2 separate regions of the Homo sapiens genome follow, and region 1 is linked to region 2. A link is a loop called in an ENCODE intact Hi-C map of the cell type or tissue named here. Cell type or tissue: heart left ventricle. All regions are shown on one strand. Each heading gives the region's core, and the rest is flanking DNA. Links, peaks and the distances in the headings are about the cores only. Region 1 holds the start of CAMK2N2 (calcium/calmodulin dependent protein kinase II inhibitor 2). Region 2 overlaps HTR3D (5-hydroxytryptamine receptor 3D).

The links. Hi-C counts contacts between places; a loop is a spot of excess contacts. Peaks named below come from ENCODE experiments on the same cell type or tissue, not always from the same donor. Only the 100,000 strongest peaks of a DNase experiment are listed, where the experiment ranks them.
Region 1: it touches region 2 in a loop (2.5-fold over the local background); 2 of 110 quality-filtered maps call a loop at or near these places.

Annotation. Positions count from the first base shown.
Region 1 is chr3:184,257,990-184,266,324 of GRCh38, forward strand. The region is part of intron 2 of EEF1AKMT4-ECE2 (EEF1AKMT4-ECE2 readthrough); the gene reads left to right. EEF1AKMT4 (EEF1A lysine methyltransferase 4) reads left to right here. Exons shown (of 3, transcript NM_032331.4): 3 at 299-770. The coding sequence ends at 586. CAMK2N2 (calcium/calmodulin dependent protein kinase II inhibitor 2) reads right to left here and starts at 3,564. Exons shown (of 2, transcript NM_033259.3): 1 at 3,128-3,564; 2 at 1,224-2,238. The coding sequence starts at 3,296. The coding sequence ends at 2,168. RefSeq lists a silencer at 1,102-1,288 and enhancers at 1,668-2,218, 2,219-2,770, 4,656-5,418. In heart left ventricle, for the core only: no CTCF peak of the experiment used is centred there; DNase peaks (open chromatin) are centred at 2,392 and 3,672; H3K4me3 peaks cover 2,416 bases; H3K27me3 peaks cover 7,194 bases.
Region 2 is chr3:184,035,721-184,043,994 of GRCh38, forward strand. HTR3D (5-hydroxytryptamine receptor 3D) reads left to right here. Exons shown (of 8, transcript NM_001145143.1): 3 at 295-380; 4 at 655-824; 5 at 1,028-1,176; 6 at 2,301-2,553; 7 at 2,689-2,904; 8 at 3,026-3,649. The coding sequence ends at 3,255. Among named protein-coding and RNA genes, the nearest start is that of HTR3D, 8.1 kb to the left of the region's middle. RefSeq lists an enhancer at 2,907-3,407. In heart left ventricle, for the core only: a CTCF peak has its summit at 4,447; no DNase peak of the experiment used is centred there.

The DNA of each region.
Region 1 (8,335 bases), core at 270-8,269, 220 kb after region 2:
GGATGAGGTAGCAGCCAGGTTCCTGACAGGTGACAGAGACTGCCAAGGTGAGCAGTTATAGGAAAGTGGTGCCCCTATACCTGATATCACTCCTATACCCTTCCCTGAATAGAATATAGCCCTAATCCCAAGGAATGGCCAGGGGCAGAGAAAGTGGCTCACTCTTTGCCATGGAAAGCCTGAGCTACAGATGTGGGGTGGTTCCTGAGGTTTGACTGGGAGAGCATCTGGAGCAGTACTGACCTTTGAGAACCTGAAGATCCACTTCTCACCAATGGCTTCTCTGTCTGCCTTGCAGGTGAGCCGCGTGCTTGTCCCTGGAGGCCGGTTTATCTCAATGACTTCTGCTGCCCCCCACTTTCGGACCAGACACTATGCCCAAGCCTATTATGGCTGGTCCCTGAGGCATGCTACCTATGGCAGCGGTTTCCACTTCCATCTCTACCTCATGCACAAGGGCGGGAAGCTCAGTGTGGCCCAGCTGGCTCTGGGGGCCCAAATCCTCTCACCCCCCAGACCTCCCACCTCACCTTGCTTCCTTCAGGACTCAGATCATGAGGACTTCCTTAGTGCCATTCAGCTCTGAGGCCAGAGCATGGTCCTCCACCCTTCCTGCCATTCTGCCCTGGGCTCCTCAGGTAGTTGGAATTCCTGACTTAGGACTTGGGGTTGGGTCCAAGGTGCTTACATCCCAGGGGCCTCATGCCTAAGATAGAGGGTGGGAGCGAACCCACATGAACCAATACAGCCCAGCTCCAACTAGATCCAGATTCCAGGTTTCTTGCTTCTTTCTTGGGTTCCTCAGTTCTCTCCTGGGTTCCCCAACCTCCTCTGCCACCACACCAAACCACCAGTGATGCATCCCCTGGGGCAAAGCTCATCATAACCCCTCTGCACACCAGCCAGCCTGGAGACCGTTGTTCCTGGGGCCTGTTACTGATCCTCATCTAGCCTTGATTTATCCACAGGAGACTGCAGGCTTTGAACCTAGATTGCTTTATGTTTCTCACCCTAGCTCCATCCCCAACACTGGTGACCAGTCACGCCTGGGTTGTATCTCTACCCAAGGAGGCCACATCATAATGAGGTTCCCAGGCCAGCCTGGCCTGTCTGTCTTACTTGGCAACCGTCCCTCACCAGCAACATGCACCTGAGATTCCCAAGTACCTGCCCCCCCTCCCATTTTGGCCTGGCTCCTGAGACCTAAGCAGCGGCCACACACACACAGAGGGGGTCTGTGTTTATTCACACACTCCTGGTACAGTGAGGATGGAGGAACATTTACGAAGGGCACCCCTGGGTTGAGAACATCTCCGGGGCCACAGATGTCATCCAAAGGTTCAGAGCAGTCCCCATTTGGGTTCCCAGGGGCAAGACGCAGGGGTCCAAGGTAAAATCGGATCTGGGCCCTTGGAAGGTGATGATACCTTGGGGAGAAGGGGTCTGCCAGAAAGCCTCCTGGGGTCAGGCCTGGGCAGACTGGCCATGTGGTTGGTAACCGTGTCGGGGGCTTGTCTCATCCCAGCCTCAACACCCATCCTATCTGCCAGGCGCAGAAGAGCGTGGCCGAGACTGAGGGGAGGGCAGGAACCATGAGCAGAGCCAGTAAACAAAGAGTCGGATATAAAAATACAAATGTGCTGAGGAAGTCCCTTAGAAAGAGGCTGAGGCTGGGGTCACGCCAGACAGGGGTGGGGGCGAGGAACGGCCCGGAGGACTGGGCTCAAGTGGGTGGAAAGCTCATGCAAGTACGCAGCCAAACATCCCTGGCCGCGCGCGGTCCGACACCGGCGGCCGCCCGGTCTGCAGACCAGACTGGCCGGAGGGGGGCGGGGCAGGGGAGCCGTGCGGGAGGGGGCGGGCCGGGGGCTGGGGGCCGCGGGTCTCCGTGTCCGTTCCGGTGTGCGGGGTGGGGCTGCGGCCCGAGGTTTTAAAGTGCATGAGCGCGGCGGCGGGTTCCGGGCGGGTCCGCGCCGCCGCTACCGCGGCCGCCGTGGTGCTGAAGCGGACAGCTCCGGAGTGCCTGGCGGCGGCGGCGGCACGGCCCTGCAGCCCCCGCCCGCGGGCGCCTGGGCCGGGGCGGGGGGGCGCCGGCAGCCGCATCGCCGGCCCGCGCTCCTGGCCGCTGCGAGGCTGGGCCCGGAGCCCGCCGCCCGAGCCGGCGCGTCTACACTCCGGACGGCGGCTTCTCCCCCATCCCCTTCAGCACGTCGTCTATCCGGTCATCCTCGATCACCACTGCGCAGGGAGAAAGCGCGTCAGCCGCGCGGCCTCGGGGGGCGGCGGCGATGAGAATGAGCCCCGCGTCCTAGCTTCCCGCGCAGCTACTGCCCGTGGCCCAGCGACGCCCCTCGGAACCCTGTGCCGCGGTGTCCTCCCCGTCCGAACTCTTCTGGAGACCCAACCCGCCGCCAAGCCTAGACCCCCTCCCCTCCCGATGGCGGAACGCCCCTCTTCCAAAGGCTCCAGCTATTCTCCCTCCCAGTGCGAGCCCTCCTGCCACCTGAGCCTTCCTCCCTCTGAGTTGATCAGAAACCTCTTGCTCACGGAATCCCCCTCTTCAACCCGCACTTCAACAGATCCCCCTGCTCAAATGGGGCTCAAACCGAGTATCCAGCTGGTCCAGCCCTCTCCTCAACCTGAGCCCTCTCGCCGCTGGAACCCCTCTTCCGATCCTGGCACCAACAGAGCTCCCCTCCCCATGCAAACAACCAAGACAAGCGGACCCCCGGCCTCCTGCCCTCTCTTGTTAGACGTCCCTCTCGACCCGAAGGTTCTTCGTATTGTCCACCGACTCAGTATTTGATCCCAAAGAATCAGCCCGTTACCCCGTGCTCCCACTTCCGTGCAGCCCCAAATGCCCCGACCGGCCCCTCCCCCTCGCCCGGGTGCCAGGGCTCTGCTTCCAGAGGTGGCGAGCATCGAATCCGGGGCACCGTGTTCCCGGGAGAAGGGAAGAGGGGGACACACACTGCAGCGGGGACCCCCCCCTCCAGCCCGGGCTGGAGAGCGGCTGGTGCGCTGGTCTGCGGCAAGAGCTGCGGGCACTCGGCGGGGAACGGCAGCCGGGGGGCGCCCGGCGGAGGGTTTCTGGGTCAGGCGGCGACTCCGGGCCCGGGCCGCGTACCTCGCTTGGCTCGGCCGATCTGGCCCAGCTTGGGGGGTCGCTTGGCCTGGTTGCCCGCGAAGAAGGAGTTGGTGTCCTGCAGGCGGCAGCTGAAGGAGAGGTCGGAGCCCTCGGGGTCTGCGCCGAAGCGGCCCATCTTGTCTTCGCTGTAGGGCAGGATCTCGGACATGGCGGGCGCGGGGTGGGCGCGGGGCGGGAGCGGGACTGCGGCGGGGCGCGGGCGGCGGGCTTGCTGCCGGACCGGCCCTACCTCAGCAGGGGAGCCGGCGGAAGGATGAAGTCATGCAGCATCCGGGGCTGAGGAGCCAAGCGGGGCCTCCTCCCCCGCGCCTCCGCCTCCCGGGCCGCTGGGCAGGCGGCGGCGGCGGCGGTGGCGGGGACCGGGCGGGGGCGGGGGCGGGGGGCGGGGGTGGCGGCGGCGGCGGCAAGAGCGGAATGACGATGAGCGCCCGACTGCGGCAGAGCACGGCGGGCGGGGCGCGGTGGAGGCGGGGCGGGCACTGGCCAGGGGAAAGAGGCGGGGCCGGGGGCAGGAGCGCGCCCAGCTACCCCGGGAACAGAGGCAGCTGGAGTGGGAGGTTCCCGCACTGTGGCGGGGAATGGCCAGCACGTGGGTCTTGGGGAATAGTACCAGCCAACCCGGCCGGGACCTCGCGGGGAGGGGCGGGACCGAAGGGGGGTGGGATCGAGCCTGGTACTGGAGGAGCTTGGAGGAGGGTCTGACCCCTAGGCTGGGAGAGGCGTGCAAGGGGGACTGGGAGCAGGAGGGCAAAAGCTGGCCGGGCGCGTTGGGGCGGGAAGGCGGCCGCAGGGCTGGCAATGGAAAGCGGGGAGCGGGAAATGCGCGGGGAGGAGACTCGGGTACAGGGTGACTGGGGAAGGCACGAACCCACAGCGCGGGAAGAGCTCGGGCCAGTGGGATGGTGCCCTTGCCGCTGACGCGCTCTTGTACTAGTTGCTCTGCTGGTCTTAAGTAGATCGTCAGGGTCCGTGCGCCTCTGAGTGCCGGTCTGTGTCTCTGTCTCCGCCTTTGTGTGTGTCAGTCCATCTCTAAGTGTCTGTATCTCTCTGTCTCTGTGCCCCGTATCTCTTTCGCTGTGTTATGGCCTTTGTCTATGCCTGTCCCTTAAGTGTCTGCCTTTCTCTATCTATCTCCATTCTTGACTCCTGTATCTCTGTGCCAGTGTCTCCGTCTCCTGAATCTGGGTATTTCAGTCTCTCCTAGGAGGGGTCTATAGAAACTGGGCCGACGCGCGCGCACCAGGGCAGACACCCCCAGCCCTAGTCCGGTGGCTGTAGCCCCCCGCGGCTCTGGAGTGGTGCGCTCGCAGTGTAGGAGGAATGAATGGCGGCGTCGCGGGGGGCGCCCTGGGCTGCGGGTGACGCGGGGAAGCTCGGAGCACCTGAGGACGCGGAGCGCGCCAGTGTGTGCCCCGAGGGAGTGCGGTAGAGATGGAGGGTGCCCCCCGCCCTCGTTGCTTTGGACCACGGGTGAGTTCTCGCCTCACCGATGGGAACATGCCCTCTTCTCCCCTTGCCTCCCGCCCCCACAACCCCCGCCCTGGCTGGCCGTCACCCGCGGCGTCACCTGCTTGCCAGCGCGCAGGAGCTCTGGCGCAATCACTGGCCTTGGGGAGGAGGGGGTGTCTCACATGCGGCGACAGTGACGGCAGCGCTGAAAACGGTAATGATCACCCTGTACGTTCATTCCACACTCCAGGCGAACGCGCTTTCCTTCCTTAATCTGGCCAAATTACCAAATCACACAGCTGGTGAGGCTGCCTTGTAGTGGGTCTCCTTCCAACACTTTCTCGCCAGGTGTTAATACCGGAGACACAGGGACAAACGCAATGGTGGCTGCCCAGGGAACTGGATGGGGGGGGCGGTATGCCACAGGATACCTTGATGCCAGCCTCACTCAAGGGCCCAGGCCTGGGGGCCCATCACTATGAAGCCCTCCTCTGCTCTGTCCTAGTCTCCGGGATGAGGGCCACAGCTGGAGGTGGAGGCCCAGCCTGGAGTGAGAGGAGCCCTGAAACTGGAAGGACAATAAAGGCGGAAGACTGGGGTCACTGGAAGAGAGTCCAGAAAATTCCACATACACTGGAAGTTGTCCAGTAATGGGTTCCAATCCTGACTCCCACTTTCTCAGTGACCTTGAACTGAAGGACCCATAATCATGGTTTTAAAAAATTAATTCGTTTGTACTTAAAACATTTTAGGAGGCCGGGCTCAGTGGCTCACGCCTGCAATACCAGCACTTTGGGAGGCCGAGGTGGGTGGATCACCTGAGGTCAGGAGTTTGAGACCAGCCTGATCAACATGGCAAAACCCTGTCTCTACTAAAAATACAAAAAAAATTAGCCAGGTGTGGCACACACCTGCAGTCCCAGCTACTTGGGAGGCTGAGGCACAAGAACCGCTTGACCTAGGGTGGCAAAGGTGGCAGTTGGCGGACATTGGGCCATTGCACTCCAGCCTGGGTGACAAAGCGAGGCGAGACTCCGTCTCAATAAAAGAAAGAGAGAGAGAGAGAGAGAGAGAGAGAGAGAGAGAGAGAGAGAGAGAGAAAGGAAGGAAGGAAGGAAAAAAATTTTAGGAAAATTAAGAAAATCACATAACATCTTTTTTTTTTTTTTTTTTTTTGACACGGAGTCTTGCTCCGTTGCCCAGGCTGGAGTGCAATGGCGCGATCTTGGCTCACCATAACCTCTACCTCCCAGGTTCAAGCGATTCTCCTGCCTCAGCCTCCCGAGTAGCTGGGACTACAGGCACACGCCACCATGCCCAGCTTTTTTTTTTTTTTTTTTTTTTTTTTTTTTTTGAGATGGAGTCTCACTCTGTCGCCAGGCTGGAGTGCAATGGCGCCATCTCAGCTCACTGCAACCTCCCCCTCCTGTGTTCAAGTGATTCTCATGCCTCAGCCTCCTGGGTAGCTGGGACTACAAGTGTGTGCCACCACTCCCAGCTAATTTTTGTATTTTTAGTAGAGACAGGGTTTCACCATGTTGGCCAGGATGGTCTCAATCTCTTGACCTCGTGATCCGCCCACTCGGCCTCCCAAAGTATTGAGATTACAGGTGTGAGCCACTGCGCCCTGCCAGTCTTTGTATTTTTTGTAGAGATGAGGTTTCACTATGTTGGCCAGGCTGGTCTTGAACTCCTGACCTCGCGATCCGCCCGCCTTGGCCTCCCAAAGTGCTGGGATTATAGGCATGAGCTACCACACCCGGCCTTATAACTATATATATATATATATATCCTTCTAGTCTTTTCACCATGTGTCTGCATGATATGATACCTCTGTAAGCCCCATGTTCTAGTCTGAAGCATGGGGATGATAAAACCTACTTATTAAGGAACGTTTTGCTGGGCAACATTCATGGCTCACACCTATGAATTCCGCCACTCAGAAGGCTGAAGCAGAAGGATCGCTTGAAGCCAGGAGTTGGAGACCAGGCTGGACAACATAACTAGGCCCCATCTCTAAATAAATAAGTAAATAAATAAGCAAGCCGGGTATGGTGGTACACACCTGTGGTCCCAGCTACTTGCAAGGCTGTGGTAGAAGGATCACCTGGGCACAGGAGTTTGAGGCTGCAGTGAGCCATAATGGTGCCACTGCACTCTGGCCTGGGTGACAGAGCAAGACCCTGACTCAAAAAAGAAAGAAAAGGACAGTTTTGTAGATGAAACTGTCCTGGGGTAAAGTGGGTTGTCTCGGGAGGTAGTGAGCTGCCCCTCACCTAAAATGCCAAAGAAGAGGCATGAGGGTTCTTGCCAAGGATGAGATAAGAGTATTGTGTGAGGAATTGAAACAATTCTCCTTTCTCTCTGCACAATGAGGGAGATTGGAAAAATGACAGTTTAATCCAGAATTCACTTGGTTACCTCCTTCTTAAATAATTATATTCCCGTCCCGGCCGTGCCTGCTGGATCATGGTTAAAGCAAAAGTCCTAAGTACAAACCTGTGGACTATTATGATATATAAGCTTCAGCTATGTTGTAAAAATGTGGGGATTTCTTTAAATTCTGCTCCTCTCTTTAAAATTCTGATATTCTGCTTCCTTCCCATGAGAGGAAAATACATTTTCACTAAAATGAAATAAAGCTTGTATAGAGTTGCGTGACAGTGCATTGAGTCTCTCAATTGGAAGTCCCTCAAACCTAGTATACTTGTCCACGTGCTCTACACAGATAACATGCCTTTTGACAATTGAGTATTAGTGACACTTTTAGTCAAGTGGAAACTGTAGACCCCTGTAGTGGATTGAATAGGGACTCCCACAACAATTCAATGTTCACCTGTAACCTCAAAGTGTGACCCAGGGCCAGGTGCAGTGGCTCATGCCTGTAATCCCAGCACTTTGGGAGGCCAAGGCGGGAGGATGACTTGAGCCTAGGAGTTCAAAACCAGCCTGGGCAATATAGTGAGACGCCATCTCTACTAAAAAAAAAAAAATTAGTTAGGCATGGTGGTGCATGCCTGTAGTCCCAGCTACTTGGGAGGCTGAGGTAGGAGGATAACTTGAGCACAGAAGCTAGTTGACAGTGAGCTATGACTGTACCGCACTGCACTGTAGCCTGGGTGGCAGAGCAAGACCCTGTCTAAAAAAAAAAAAAGTGTGACCTTATTTGGAAATAGGGCTTTTGCAGATACAATTAGTTAAGATAAGGTACAGTCAGGCTAGGTGGCTAATGCCTGTAATCCCAGCACTTTGGGAGGCCCAGGCGGGTGGATCACCTGAGGTCAGGAGTTCAAGACCAGCCTGGCCAAGATGGAGAAACCCCATCTCTACTAAAAATAGCCCAGATTGTGCCACTGCACTCCAGCCTCTGTGACAGAGTGAGATCCTGTCTCAAAAAATAAAATAAAATAAAATAAAAAAATATAGGCCGGGTGTGGTGGCTCATGCCTGTAATCCTAGCACTTTGGGAGGCCAAGGCAGGAAGATCCCATGAGCCCAGGAGTTGAAGACCAGCCTGGGCAACATAGGGAGACCCTGTCTTATATAGAAAGAAAAAAATAAAAAATAAATTAAGATGGGGTTATACTGGATTATGGTGGGCCCTAAATCCCATCACCAATGTGTTTATAAGAAGAGAACAGACACACAGGGAAAAAGGCCACATGAAAGACGCAGAGATAGGAGTGAGGGAACTACAAGGTAAGGAAAACCAAGAATTGTTGGGAGCCACCAGCAGCT
Region 2 (8,274 bases), core at 1-8,000:
TGTCGCCCAGGCTCAAGGGCAGTGGTGCGATCTCAGCCCACTGCAACCTCCACCTCCTGGGTTCAAGCGATTTTCCTGCCTCCTGCCTCAGCCTCCTGAGTATCTGGGATTACAGGGGCCCACCACCACACCCAGCTAATTTTTGTATTTTTAGTAGAGATGGGGTTTCACCATGTTAGCTAGGCTGGTCCTGAACTCCTGACCTTCAGTGATCCCCCCGCCTCAGCCTTCCAAAGTGCTGGGATTACAGACAGAAGCCACCATGCCCGGCCTTGGCACAATCAATTTGTGCAGTGGAACCCAGATGAATGCGGAGGCATCAAGAAGTCCGGCATGGCAACTGAGAACCTATGGCTTTCAGATGTCTTCATCGAGGAGTCGTGAGTCTCAGGCCAAAAAAGCAGAATGGAAACCACGTCTACAGGGAAGGACACAATGTTACCGATAAGGCCACACAAAGACTCAACTTAGAAAAGAGCAGAGTCTGAATTGAAGAGCTTACAAACCCCCAGAATATGATTATAGGTAGAAGAGAGCAGTCATCTGAGTGGGGCTGGAGCTCGAGAATGGGATGACCTGACAGAGAAAGAAGGCCAAGTCTGATGGGGAAACCCACAGCACCTACCTCCCTGTCCTTCTCCCACACAGCATCAGTGTGGATCAGACACCTGCAGGTCTCATGGCTAGTATGTCAATAGTGAAGGCCACATCAAACACAATAAGCCAATGTGGGTGGTCAGCATCTGCAAACTGGACACCTTCTATTTCCCCTTCCATGGACAGAGGTGAACGCTCTCCTTCAGCCCTTTCACCTACACAGGTAAGTGGGGCTCACTAAAGTAGACTGTTGAGAGGCAGAGAAAGGGCTTTGAGTGAGAAGAGGACAGAAAGCTGGGAACAGTGAGGGAATCTTGCTGAAAAGGGCCTGGAAGCTAAGCAGTGAGGGATCCAACAGTCTGGGCAAGGGACTTGGGCGCATTTGGGGAGGCTGAGTCTTCTGGGCCTGCTTTGCAGTGGAGAACACGAGCCCGGGCATGGAGAAGGATGTCCAGGAGCTTTCAAATACATCACAGAACCTCATTCAGAACAAGGAGGGAGTGGGTACTGCTGGGTATCCAAAAAAGAACAATAAAGGTGACCGTGGCCACTAACCAGTATGAACAAGCCATCTTCCATGTGAGCTCAGGGGCCAAGACAAGGTTTCACCATGTTGGCCAGGCTGGTCTTGAACTCCTGGCTTCAGGTGATCCGCCCGCCTCGGCCTCCCAAAGTGCTGGGATTACGGGCGTGAACCACGAAGCCCGGCCTTTGTCACTCTTTTTTTTTTTTTAAATTTGAGATAGAGTTTTGTTCTTGTCGCTCAGGCTGGAGTGCAATGACGTGATCTCAGCTCACTGCAACTTCCACCTCCTGGGTTCAAGTGATTCTCCTGCTTCAGCCTCCTGAGTAGCTGGGATTACAAGGGCCCGCCACCATGCCCGGCTAATTTTTGTATTTTTAGTAGAGATGGGGTTTCACCACGTTCACCAGGCCGGTCTCAAAGTCCTGAACTCAGGTATCTGCCTGCCTCGGCCTCCCAAAGTTCTGGGATTACAGGTATGAGCCACCGTGCCCAGCCTTTTGTCACTTTTTTCACTGATAAACCTTCAGTACTAAAACAATACCTGGTACTCAGTAAATAGTTACTAAATAAAGCATCCCTTGAGGAAGAAACAAAGGCTCTATGCCAGTGATTCATGGTGAGGGTGAGCCCCGCCTTCCCCAATGGCTGTCAGAACTTTTTGGAAGGCAGGAATTTTTGTTTATTTTTAAAAAGATATGGTAGAAAGAGTTAGGAAACACTGCCTTAGGGATATGATGATTCCAAATCCTGATAACCCCAAAATATCTGATACTGTCTGCTTTCCCTCCCACTGGTCTCAAATGTTCCCCTGCAAAGTCACTAGAGATTAGACCTTGACGAGAAAAGCAATTAGAAATGAAAAGATAAAACACACGCGACACCTAAGTCGGTGGTTCCACAGTCTTGCTAAGAGCACGTCGGTAGGAATAAAAATTTAAGTGGAGAAAGTTGACACCTTGGGCCAAAAGGAATGAGATACATTTCAGAGGTAAGCAGCATGGGAGACTCTAACCTTGTGAGACGCCTTTGGATGAAAAGACCGGATGCTGAAAGGGACGGGAGGTAATATTTCCTTACTAGACAGTTTGGCCTGGGACAAATCCCAGTTCTTACTCTTACCTGTCTTGACAGCCTCCCAGCCTACTTCTCACTTGCCCCTCCTTCTCCTCCCCACCAGGTGGCCATCAGGCGCAGGTGCAGGCCCAGCCCCTACGTGGTAAACTTTCTGGTGCCCAGTGGCATTCTGATTGCCATCGATGCCCTCAGTTTCTACCTGCCACTGGAAAGTGGGAATTGTGCCCCATTCAAGATGACTGTTCTGCTGGGCTACAGCGTCTTCCTGCTCATGATGAATGACTTGCTCCCAGCCACTAGCACTTCATCACATGCTTCACTAGTACGTCCTCATCCATCAAGAGACCAAAAGCGAGGTGTGTGTTGGATGGGGAGAGGGATGGGCAGAACCAGGCGAAGTGAAAAGGGATCCTGGAAAAAGATCCTCTGGGAAAGAAACAAGAAATTCTAGGTGGCGCCTCTGGCCCTCATGCAGACCCCCTTGCCTGCAGGTGTCTACTTCGCCCTGTGCCTGTCCCTGATGGTGGGCAGCCTGCTGGAGACCATCTTCATCACCCACCTGCTGCACGTGGCCACCACCCAGCCCCTACCTCTGCCTCGGTGGCTCCACTCCCTGCTGCTGCACTGCACCGGCCAAGGGAGATGCTGTCCCACTGCGCCCCAGAAGGGAAATAAGGGCCCGGGTCTCACCCCCACCCACCTGCCCGGTGAGGGAAGTCATACTTCCTCTTCCCCCACCTCCACTTCTCTGCTCCTGCCTCCTTCCCTGTCTCCCTCCCTCCACAGGTGACATTTGCAGCCCATGGCTGAGTCTCTGTCTTTCTGTAGGTGTGAAGGAGCCAGAGGTATCAGCAGGGCAGATGCCAGGCCCTGGGGAGGCAGAGCTGACAGGGGGCTCAGAATGGACAAGGGCCCAGCGGGAACACGAGGCCCAGAAGCAGCACTCGGTGGAGCTGTGGGTGCAGTTCAGCCACGCGATGGACGCCCTGCTCTTCCGCCTCTACCTGCTCTTCATGGCCTCCTCCATCATCACCGTCATATGCCTCTGGAACACCTAGGCAGGTGCTCACCTGCAAACTTCAGTCTGGACTTCTTTTTGCCAGAGAACTCCAGAAACCAGTCAGGCTCTCAGTCAGCCTTGTGGCCCTGTCAACCGCCTCATTTTTAACCCAGTCCTCTGTGTAGTTTCAGACCAGACCTGAATAGTCTCCTATGCCCTCCAAAAGTCGGGTCCTTGCTCCTGCATGCCATCAGCCCCACTCAGCCCTCCCATACCTCCCTGGCTCCTCAGGATTCAGGTTCCTAGGGTACGTCCTTGATTAAATCACCCCAATATGCCCCTTTGCAGAAAGTATTGGCTTTTCCCTGAATTCTGTTATGGTAAAAAAAATCTTGGGATTGAGAGTCTTCTTGCAGAAACTTCTCAGCCAAAGTAAAAAGGATTTTCTCTTACGTGTGTGTTTTTTTAAGTCTATCAGACAACATGTGAAATGTAGGGGAAGAGAAAGAAGGGGCCAAAATCTATTAGAAGGAATTATAGAAAAACAGAGATTAACTTCCTAAATCCAGCTACTCTGGACTTAAGCTTCAGAAATTAATGTGCCAAAACTAGGCCTCTCCTGCTTAAAGAGCGCAGCCTTTTGTTACACCCTGACGTATGACTCATTCATCATTAAGTACTTAGAGTGTTAACATAATCCTGCATTACCGTTAAAGTATCTGTGTTGCAATTTGAGTTGATGTACCCTTAATCATGCTAAGAAAAGAACATAAGGCCAAGGGAAGCACATTTGAAAATGACATCTACTTTACTTGAGAGGAACACAAATGCCCCCGTATGAACTGGAAAGTGCCTTTTCCTAACACTTGTCTTATTATTTCGAAGGTCTTTGCCTAGGGAGCACTAGCTGCCTTGCACAAGTTGAGGCTCTACTGTGCCCTTGGACATGAGAGCTAAGGCATTTGTTGGTTCAGAAAGCACCTATTTGAGGGCAACTTAACTACACTCAAACATCATATTTTCTTTTTCGCAACGATTTATTTCCATTTCTTTCATTTATTCTACTACTTTCTATCTGTAGCTCATATTTCCCAAATCATGACCATCTAGGAGTAAAAATAGACTCACAAAATGGTTCACTAAATAATATTTCTCTGGCTTCTCCTCTCCACTGCTCTTTCCCAAACTCCTTCGGCTCCCTCTGGTCACTGTAGATGCCCAAAGGGTGGCAAGGTTGCTAATGTCCACTAGAGGTAGTGCTAGTGCCTGCCAAAGGTTCTACCCCACATTAGCTGCAAGAGTATCTGCTCTCTCAGAGCCATAGCCATGGTCGGGACTGGATCCTGGAGCTACAGAGGCTCCCAGCTGGATGCTGCAACCCCAGGACCAGCTGTCACTCGCTTTTTTCTTTCAGTTCCACTGGGACTCCAGAGGGGCCCATGGGCATCTGGGGTGTTAAATCAGAAATACCCTGCAATACTCTGAATCCCTCCTGTCACTCAGGCCCATGGTCTTCAAACCAAATTGTGTCCCTTCATTCTCTTTTTAGGATGCATTTTGTTTTTGTTTTTGTTTTTCCAAGAAGATCTTTTGCTCCTCAGTTTCCAGAACGCTGCCGGCATTCTTTTCACCATTACCGTCCTCCAGGCATGTCCACAACCTGGGGAATACAGCCCTCACATTCACCTAAGTAAATTGCTGTGTCTGTCATTATTTTGGCAGTTCCTCAACTCACAGATTTCTAAAAGGTGGGCCTTCAGGAAAGACACAGTACTAGTAATAATAACCACCAGTTACTGAGTTATTAATACGCGGCAGGCACTCTAAGTGCGCCGTGTGAATGCTCATAGTAACGCTATGAAGTAGGAACCATAGATTCAAAAACCTTTGGAGCCAAATGTGTTTTGGAGTTCGGAATTTTTCAGATTTTAAAAAGGTCATAAGTGTGCATTTATTTACTATATGTTACTGACGCCCCAACTGGGGTATGGAGCAGCACCCTGTAACCAGCAGATTAATATTTCTGCAATGAAATCTAAGAATATTCACACTAGGTGGAAAAAATAAAACTATGAATAGCTTTGCATCAATTCTGGTCTGTTTTGCCACCAAATATTTGGTGTATTTTTTTTTTTTTTTTGAGACGGAGTTTCGCTCTTGTTTCCCAGGCTGGAGTGCAATGGCACAATCTCAGCACGATCTCCGCCTCCCGGGTTCAAGCGAGTCTCCTGCTTCAGCCTCCCGTGTAGCCGGGATTACAGGCACCCGCCACCATGCCCGGCTAAGTTTTTGTATTTTTAGTAGAGACAGAGTTTCACTATGTTGGCCAGGCTGGTCGCGAACTCCCGACCTCAGGTGATCCACCCGCCTCGGCCTCTCAAAGTGCTGGGATTACAGGCATGAGGAACCACGCCCGGCCGCCACCAAATATTTGTAAAAAATCATTTAGTTTTCCAAGCTCTTTAGATTTTAGAACTGTGGTTTTGTATTATTGTCTCCATTTTTTACCTGTAGAACATGAAGACAGAGAGGCCAGTTAGTGGCCTCACAAGGTTCCACAGCTAGTTAAGCGACAGAGCTGCAGTCTGACCCGAGGCTGGCTGACTCCTAGAGGCTGGACTCCTAACCTGTCTGCTACATTGCTTTCCAAATTGAGGAGGAAACCCAGAGAGGTGCTCAGAGTCCCATATGGAGACATCGGTATCACTTCAAGTCTCTATCAGCTGACACTTTAGGAGAATTAAAACAGCAAGAGCAAGGCCCTGATCAGGGTCCCAAAGACAAACTTTCTTTTACATTTCCTTTTACTCCCTCCGCCATTTTCCCAAGTCCCACCTCTATCCCTTACCCACTCTCTCCTTACCCCGTCATAAGGCCCAGCACCTAAGTTCACTATTTATACTTTCTCCATTCCTTTCTGGAAAGTGTATTTCCCAAATCGACTCTGACCGATTCATCTTTTCTCTGTGCTCCCTCTGGATTTAGTTTTTTGGCTGCTAATGTACATTGTACTGCCAGACCCTTGCGGACCTTCCACTCCTATAACCCCATACTGAGATGGTCATTCTCACTTGAAAACTCACCCTCAACTTTTTCAGAGTAGCTTGTTTACCCAGCTTTTGAGGGGCTCTGAAATTATTTAAGATCAATTTGCATTATTTTGTCTTCCCCCCATCTTCAGGTACATATTTCTTTCTTTTTCTTTCTCTTTCTTTTTTTTTTTTTTTTTTTTTTGAGACAGAGTTTCACTCTGTCACGCAGGCTGGAGTACAGTGGTGGAGTACAGTGGTGCAATCTTGGCTCACTGCAACCTCTGCCTCCCAGGTTCAAGCAATTCTCCTGCCTCAGCCTCCTGAGCTGGGACTACAGGCATGCGCCACCATGCCTGGCTAATTTTTTTGTACTTTTAGTAGAGACGGGGTTTTACCATGTTGGCCAGGCTGGTCTCGAACACCTGACCTCAGGTGATCTGCCCAACTCGGCCTCCCAAAGTGCTGGGATTACAGGTGGGAGCCACCATGTCTGGCCAGGTACATATTTCTCTGCTTCGTTTCTTCACATTTTCCCCAAAATGTAGCTTTAAGTTTTATTTTAACAGAAGTGTGCAGTTTATCTTTTTTGACACATGGATTAATATTCTATATATCTCCTTTTAGTAAGAGAAGGCATGATATAATTATAGTGATTTTATTTTCTCCACAAGCAAAATCTGAACATGTGATCCTAACATCAATGGTAATCATACAGAACCTTTGAATCTGGAGCTCTCCCACAAAATTAACAGGTGTGCCTGCTGCTTTGCTGTTCCATCTATAATAGAATCATATGATAAGTACAGTTTGTGCTAATGACTTTCCTCTTGTTATCTGGCAAACCTCTGAAAGGCTTTGCAAGGTAATTTATGACCTCTTTAGAAACCTTGCTGACAGGCACTGGTCCCTCCTGTGCCACCTTGCATTTGACAGCCTGTTTCTGCCTGGCAGCTCCTCACTTTGTCCATTCATCTGCAGTGCTATCCTGTGGTTCTCACATGTTCACTTTCTCATTATCTAAACCATTATAAACAGTATTTCAGCCAGGTATGGTGGCTCACGCCTGTAATCCCAGCACTTTGGGAGGCCAAGGCAGGCAGATCCTTTGAGCTCAGGAGTTCGAGACCAGCCTGGGCAACAGTCTAAACCTCATCTCTACAAAAAATACGAAAAATTAGTCATGGCATGGTGACATGCACCTGTGGTCCCAGCTACTTAGGAGGCCAAGGTGGGAGGATCTCTTGAGCCTGGCAGGTCAAGGCTGCAGTGAACCGAGATCACGCCACTGCTCTGAAGCCTGGGTGACAGAGTGAGACCCTGTCTCAAAAAAAAAAAAAAGCATTTTTCCATGTTTAATCTACTTTCTTTTGGTTCCATATTAACTTCACACTAGAATATTTGTCTTGTTATCGTGTTTCAGGGCAGGACCTGAAGGACCTGAAGGAAGGCCCTGCCCCTTCCTTCAGGTCTACTCTAGGATGTGAAGCCACAGGCATTGTTTCAAACCTGTCCTTTTTCTCCTCTTCTATTTCTGATTCTCCCTTTGATAACCTCTCTTATTTGACAGTTCATTGGCACTGGTTCTTTTATACAGCAGGAAAAAAACGAAGGTACAGTAGAGAGAAATCTGGCATCTGGCTGTCCTGGGTTTTTAATCTGATGCCATTACTTGCTAGTTGGATCATATTGGCCAAGTGGCTTAACCTTATATATTAAAAATTTTTTTCATTTGTGAAGTAGAGCTAATAACACAGATTAAATTATGTTTCGAATATTGCTATTGACAATTATTAATAAGTTGATAGAAGCTGCAAAACTGAATGTGAAACACCAGAGAGCGTCCATTTTTCACACAGGCTGAAATCTGAAGTGCAAAACAGTCTTCTAGGTGGGAGGCAAGAGACATAAAGAATTACAGATTTCCAGGTCAACCCCCTCCTTTTTCAGATGGGAAAAATGAAGTGGAGAGAAGTGAAGTGACAAGTATGAAGTTATCATCATTCAACAGTGCCTGGGAAAAGAGCCTGGGCCTGTGAAAGTGGCAG